2 separate regions of the Mus musculus genome follow, and region 1 is linked to region 2. Evidence: chromatin loops called from intact Hi-C (ENCODE). Cell type or tissue: heart. All regions are shown on one strand. Links, peaks and the distances in the headings refer to the core of each region. The heading gives the core; the rest is flanking DNA. Region 1 overlaps Gm46948 (a long non-coding RNA gene). Region 2 holds the start of Col1a2 (collagen, type I, alpha 2).

Evidence for each region. Peaks named below come from ENCODE experiments on the same cell type or tissue, not always from the same donor. Only the 100,000 strongest peaks of a DNase experiment are listed, where the experiment ranks them.
Region 1: a loop joins it to region 2, with 4 times the contacts of the local background. A loop is called at or near these places in 4 of 42 quality-filtered maps.

The regions. Positions count from the first base shown.
Region 1 is chr6:4,455,137-4,458,047 of GRCm38, forward strand. All of the region lies in intron 1 of Gm46948 (a long non-coding RNA gene), which reads right to left. Among named protein-coding and RNA genes, the nearest start is that of Gm46948, 8.7 kb to the right of the region's middle. In heart, for the core only: no CTCF peak of the experiment used is centred there; DNase peaks (open chromatin) are centred at 1,315, 1,935 and 2,725; H3K27ac peaks cover 2,042 bases.
Region 2 is chr6:4,505,153-4,508,063 of GRCm38, forward strand. It overlaps Col1a2 (collagen, type I, alpha 2), which reads left to right and starts at 466. Exons shown (of 52, transcript NM_007743.3): 1 at 466-757. The coding sequence starts at 688. In heart, for the core only: a CTCF peak has its summit at 1,265; a DNase peak (open chromatin) is centred at 409; H3K4me3 peaks cover 2,175 bases; H3K27ac peaks cover 1,087 bases.

The sequences.
Region 1 (2,911 bases), core at 317-2,816, 50 kb before region 2:
AAAAGCTTTTTGAGGGTAGTAAGACTAAGAAGTAGAAGGAAATTCTTTTCTGAGGATTTTGCCTGAAAGGAAACAATAAATCAGGCTTTAAAGGGATTTTTTACTTTAAATTGATTCTTTCTCTAGTTCTTCTGAAGTCTCAAGAACATGGCTCCTAAACATGCCTTAGCCCGCTGACAAGCTTAACAGAGTTTAGAAAGGACTAACCATGAGGTAGCTTTAAAAAAAAAAGTTATTTATCTGTACTAGACCACTCACTTCCAGACTACAAGATTTGGAGGCTACATGGTGATTTTAAACTTGGAATCCATGGGAGCGATGAGCATTGTCCCCACCCAGCAGAGGGGACAGTAAGGGTAAGTAGTGTTTTGGTCTGGAACCCAAAGTAGCTCCAGTTGCATTGCAGGGAGCTAAGGGAAGCCAGTAGGGCATAGCACTCTAGTTACTTCCATCTGCAGGAAGACAAAGGAAAAGGTTGCAACTGTTTCTTGGTGAAAAAGATGTGTGCTGTGATTAAGGTTATGGGATCCCAAGGGGCCAGCCCTAAACACACAAAAATATCAGCAACTCTAGTCATGATTAATGGAGAGGTCATGATTTTGAGTTCAAATGAAAAAATGCTAAATGAGAGTTAGAAAGGGTATGGTGTGGTGTATGAAATTCTAAAACAAACAAACACACAAAATTAAAAAGATCCAGCCTCGGAGTTTTTTTTAAGTACTACGGGAACTAACGGTACACATCCCTCACACAGGAGTACGGGGAGATGCTCATACACGTGGACAACTACAGCCTACAGAGAGGATTTCTATATAAATCAAAGACCCAAAGATTACATTCCCCAGGGATTTGGGATTTGGAGGTTGGGAAGCTTTCAAACAAAGCATTACAATTTGCCAGGGGAGTGGGGGTGGGGTGGGGGGAAGCATCCGTGCTAACGATCTACCAGACACTGAGAGAACAACTACACACAATTCCAGCAGGGGTGGACTAAAGCCTCTACTTTCCTATGAATCCTCCAGCAACCAACCCCTCCCCCCATGCCCCTTCCTGCTGCAGTTATCTGGCCTAGAAGAAATAGGGGTTGAGAAGAGGCAGGAGGCAGGAGGCAGGGGATTGCGGATAACATTCCCTGCCCTTGCTTTCAAATCCTTCAAGCCACTCTCTTCAACAGACCTGGGTAAGGGACAGTGAGAAGCCTCAACTTCAATTACCATGGAGACTAGCACAGGAAAGTCCAGCCTCTAATGACCAAAATACCCCACCCACCCAAGCTCGAAGGACACAAGATGTCTCATTATCTGAGGTCAACCAAAAGAGCTATTGTGTTGTTTCAGGAATTCATCCAGGGACAGAAAAGAATTTGTCTCACAGAGTGGGTGGGAGGGCAGTGGGAGTCAGGAGAGGACCTTTTGACCTCCGACAAGGACTTCACTTGGTTATTACAGCAAGGATGGTTTACAACATCCAGATTCCAGAATCTTCCCAGTCTTTAAACAGGTTCTCCAAGGAAGTATGAGGGGGGAAATGCATTTCATTGTTTGCTTTCTATGTAGTTCTCTACAGAAATCCTAAGAAAGATTAAGAAGTGCTTCCAGCCCCTACTGATCTCCGGAAGCCCTAACTCTGACTCAGGCAGTCAAACAACAGTGCAAATTCATTTTGCTAGGAGTTCAGAACTTGATATGTGGCTCTGCACTCCCTGCCCCCTTTCCACCACAACCTCTCCTATTGCTGCACAGTAACTGGGGAGTTTGTTTTCAGATGGTATGCTGGAAATAAACACATGCCAGAAAAACCTGCTCTCCCTTACTTCACATCCTCTCCTCTCCTCTCCTCTCCTCGCAGCAAGATCCTCCATGAAGGAAGCATTTGCTTGCAAGCCATCATTGTTTCCTTTTCCACAGACTCAGCCTCTTTCCGGAGGCTGGCCTGGGCTCTCCACACCCACAGGAGTAGTCCTAGCCCTCCTTCCAAGGAGTTGTGGCTTTAGCCCCTACCCGGCAGGTTTAGTGGCAGAGGTCTCAGTATGCCTGGAGCCTAAACCCACAGGAAGATGAAACAACACAAACTTGGAACTTAGAGGACCTCATTTGAAACTGTTATCCTGAAAAGTGATGCAACGGTTAAAGAAGAGAGAAAAATTGGGCTCTTAAAAACCAGGCGGCCGTTATTATGTCGGACTAGGAAAGTAACCACAAAGTGTTCTTAATGTGACTCAGTGGTTATCATTTCAAACCAGACCAAGACCAGGAAGATGCGAGGATAATCATGAAATAGGAGGCACGCCGCGGTGGAGCACCAGTTAGTTCCAAATGTGTTCATTTATTCATTTGCAGTAATGGCCTCAGAAATCAGTGGAGTGGTCTCCAGGATGTAGAGGAGTAAAATACTTTTCCAACCTTTATAGTCACATGACTAATTCGGATTTCAAAAGGAACACTAACTTGCTAAGGGTACTATAAAAAGAGAAAGGGAGAGAGTGCAAATTCCACCCCGCTTTAAGCTTTAATCGTGGTCCATGGCAAGTCCCCCTAATGACTTCCAGCTGCTTCCATTTGGTTAGTTGCTTTGACAGACCTCTCCTACAAACTTGGAACATTTAACGAAAGGGGGAAGGAAAAAAAGGTTTCCTTTGCCTTCCTTCCACTGCATTCTAACCAAAAGCAGATTTTTGCTGGATTATATAAGAATGTGATGAGTTGGAAGGAGTGGGGGAGGGGAGGGCGGAGCCAAAAGCCTGCCTCTGCTTTTTGCAGTCTCCACAAACCATTCCACAGGAGGCCCAGAGGAAAAACTGCTCACCCGGGGAGCCCACACCCTTCTCCTGTAGAAGCCAAAGGTTACTTTTACTTGGATGTACTGTAATGTCTGAAGTGAAGAGACTACCCAAAATTAAGCTACAGCAGAA
Region 2 (2,911 bases), core at 237-2,736:
GGGAAATTAGGGGGCAGGGGTGGAGCCAACCCATGAGGGCAGCTCTAGAGCTCGCCACGCTGTCACCCTCCTCCCCTCACACCCCAGCCCCCTCCAGCCTGCAGATGGCCCGCAGGGCACAGAGTGAAGCGGGACTGGACAGCTCCTGCCTTTTCATCTTCGGCCTCCAGGTCCCTCAACACCTGCCCCGCCGCCCGGAGATCTGTAAAGAGCCCACGTAGGTGTCCTAAAGTGCTTCCAAACTTGGCAAGGGCGAGAGAGGGCGGGTGGCTGGGGAGGGCGGAGGTATGCAGACAGGGAGTCAGAGTTCCCCCTCGAAAGCCTCAAAAGTGTCCACGTCCTCAAAAAGAATGGAACCAATTTAAGAAGCCCCGTAGCCACGTCCCTCCCCCCTCGGCTCCCTCCCCTGCTCCCCCGCAGTCTCCTCCCAGCACTGAGTCCCGGGCCCCTAGCCCTAGCCCTCCCATTGGTGGAGACGTTTTTGGAGGCACCCTCCGGCTGGGGAAACTTTTCCCATATAAATAAGGCAGGTCTGGGCTTTATTATTTTAGCACCACGGCAGCAGGAGGTTTCGACTAAGTTGGAGGGAACGGTCCACGATTGCATGCCTGCGCCCGCCAGGTGATACCTCCGCTGGTGACCCAGGGGCTCTGCAACACAAGGAGTCTGCATGTCTAAGTGGTAGACATGCTCAGCTTTGTGGATACGCGGACTCTGTTGCTGCTTGCAGTAACTTCGTGCCTAGCAACATGCCAATGTAAGTGTCTTCTGCTTGTTTGGGGGAGATGAAGGAGAGAGGCTGGATAGGTGGGCACCCTTATCTCAACAGAGGGAAACTTCACACATTCATTCCACATACAGCTTGTGAGGTCGCCCTCTAATCTGTCGGAGAAAACACTAGGGTTCACGAGATACATGGGAAAAGAATGGAAATATGAAAGACTTGACTGTTGCCAAGAGTTGGGGGAAGTTTTTCCCTTAAAACTAGACTGTTAGCCCGGATGCCCCGGTTGGTGAAGCTCACAAAGAGGCAAAGAAGGTTGCCTCAAGATATAAACCTGGCTGACAGCATGAACGACTGAGAGGGCTCCACTCTTCAATTCCCAGAATTATGCCCGTGGTCACGTTGTGAAACTTGAGGCCTAGTTTAGAAAGCCCCGTAATAGAATAATACAAAACTCACAGGACTCCATTTTCTTGTGGGCGGCCGAGTTGCTCTGGATGACGTTGATGAAGATAATGATAAAAATACGCCCCCTGGAGGGGGTAAAGTGCAGGAACAGGGACCAGGCCTTAAGCGCTAGGAATTCCAATTAAAGACTTCCCAGGTCCATGGAGTAATTTACATTTCTGGGCCATATGTAAAGAACCCAGATGGTGTATCTTGAGAAGCGGGCTGCTTCGGCCTCAGCTTTTATCTTCTGAATAGTCAAAGCAGCGTCCCAATCCATTACCTGATCATGGAAATGGTAACTTTTAACTAAAATAAGCTCTGTTCACTTACACTTCAACAAGTTCCCACCTGTAATCACACACGAAAACAACAGATGTGAGAAATATCAACTTCGTCCTGAGATTCAAGAGCCTGGGGATTCTTCTCAGGAGTCTCTTACTCGTTTACCATGTGACTTCAAATGAATCAATTGGGCCTTTTTCTAAAATGTGGGGTATATACTAAATGTGCCAACTTCGAGGCTATTTTCCATTTCTAGGTTGTATAACTAACTAGAATTTCCTGAAGAAAGAATGAAGAAAACCACTTGGGTTTCATCTTTTAAAATGGCTGCCTAATTTAACTGGACAAAGATGTTGGCTTGATGAGTATTCAGGAGGGCGTGGCCACACCCAGACCTTCAGCTACACGCCCCACGTCTGCCACAGCCTAATTTTGAATGTGTATATATTCCTTTCATCCACTTTTATATACCCCTCGAGGATACTAAGAAGTAATTGCATTGTACAAATTAATGTTACAAGTTAATTTTATATGAAACCAGAGTAAGAGGGGATCCCCACAGAAAAATATAGTAGACTTAGGGAAGTAGAGATTTGAAGGTCAACATACATTTTATTCAACATCCAACCACTAAGAACAATAAAGGTTATCCAACACACATTGTCCAAAATGGCTCACAAACTGAGTAATTAAAAGGCACGTTTCCAAAGCCTGTAAGGCTTACTGGCTTCTCTTAATTCAGGCAAACTGTTCTTCCTTCAATGGAGAAAATAAACTAGACATACCATTTATCTAATTGAACAGTGATTCTCATCAATTGCCCTAAAATGTGAATGCAGGAGGTGTCCCACTCTTCTGAGCAGTGACCACTTCAACAGATGTTCTCATTCCAAATGACACACTTTGTGACCACCAAATTCAAGCAATTTTTAGGGGTGAATCATCCTGGAGCAAGTCTGACCGCAATTATATGCCACATGATCCTGTAATTATTATACTGTAGGAATGAAACTCAGTCTTTAAAGTCTTAGGGTAATTGTAGCAAAGAAGTGGGTATTTATTTTTCTCATTATTTTTCAAGATTTTAATCCACAGTTTTCTCTTTATACAAAGCAGAACTTCTTAGGGCACAAATGGGCTGCTCTTTAGTCAATGACCTTACCTCATTGACATGAACTATTTATAGCAAAAATCAGACTCCTGAATCAATTTGCTTTCATTGATGCAAATTAGACCTTTGGGGGAAAGGGCTAAGTCACTTCAATGGTTTACAAAAAAAACAAGCTCTGCTTCAGGATGCAGGCTAACGTTTTCTCAGATTCTTATGCATCATTTCCTTGTCAATCAGAAGGTGATAGCCACCTATTCACCTATGCCACTTCCTCCATAATTGCTGAGCACTGGAGATGTCCTGCCTGCAGACACAGTGATGCTTCATGGCATTTAAAAAATAGT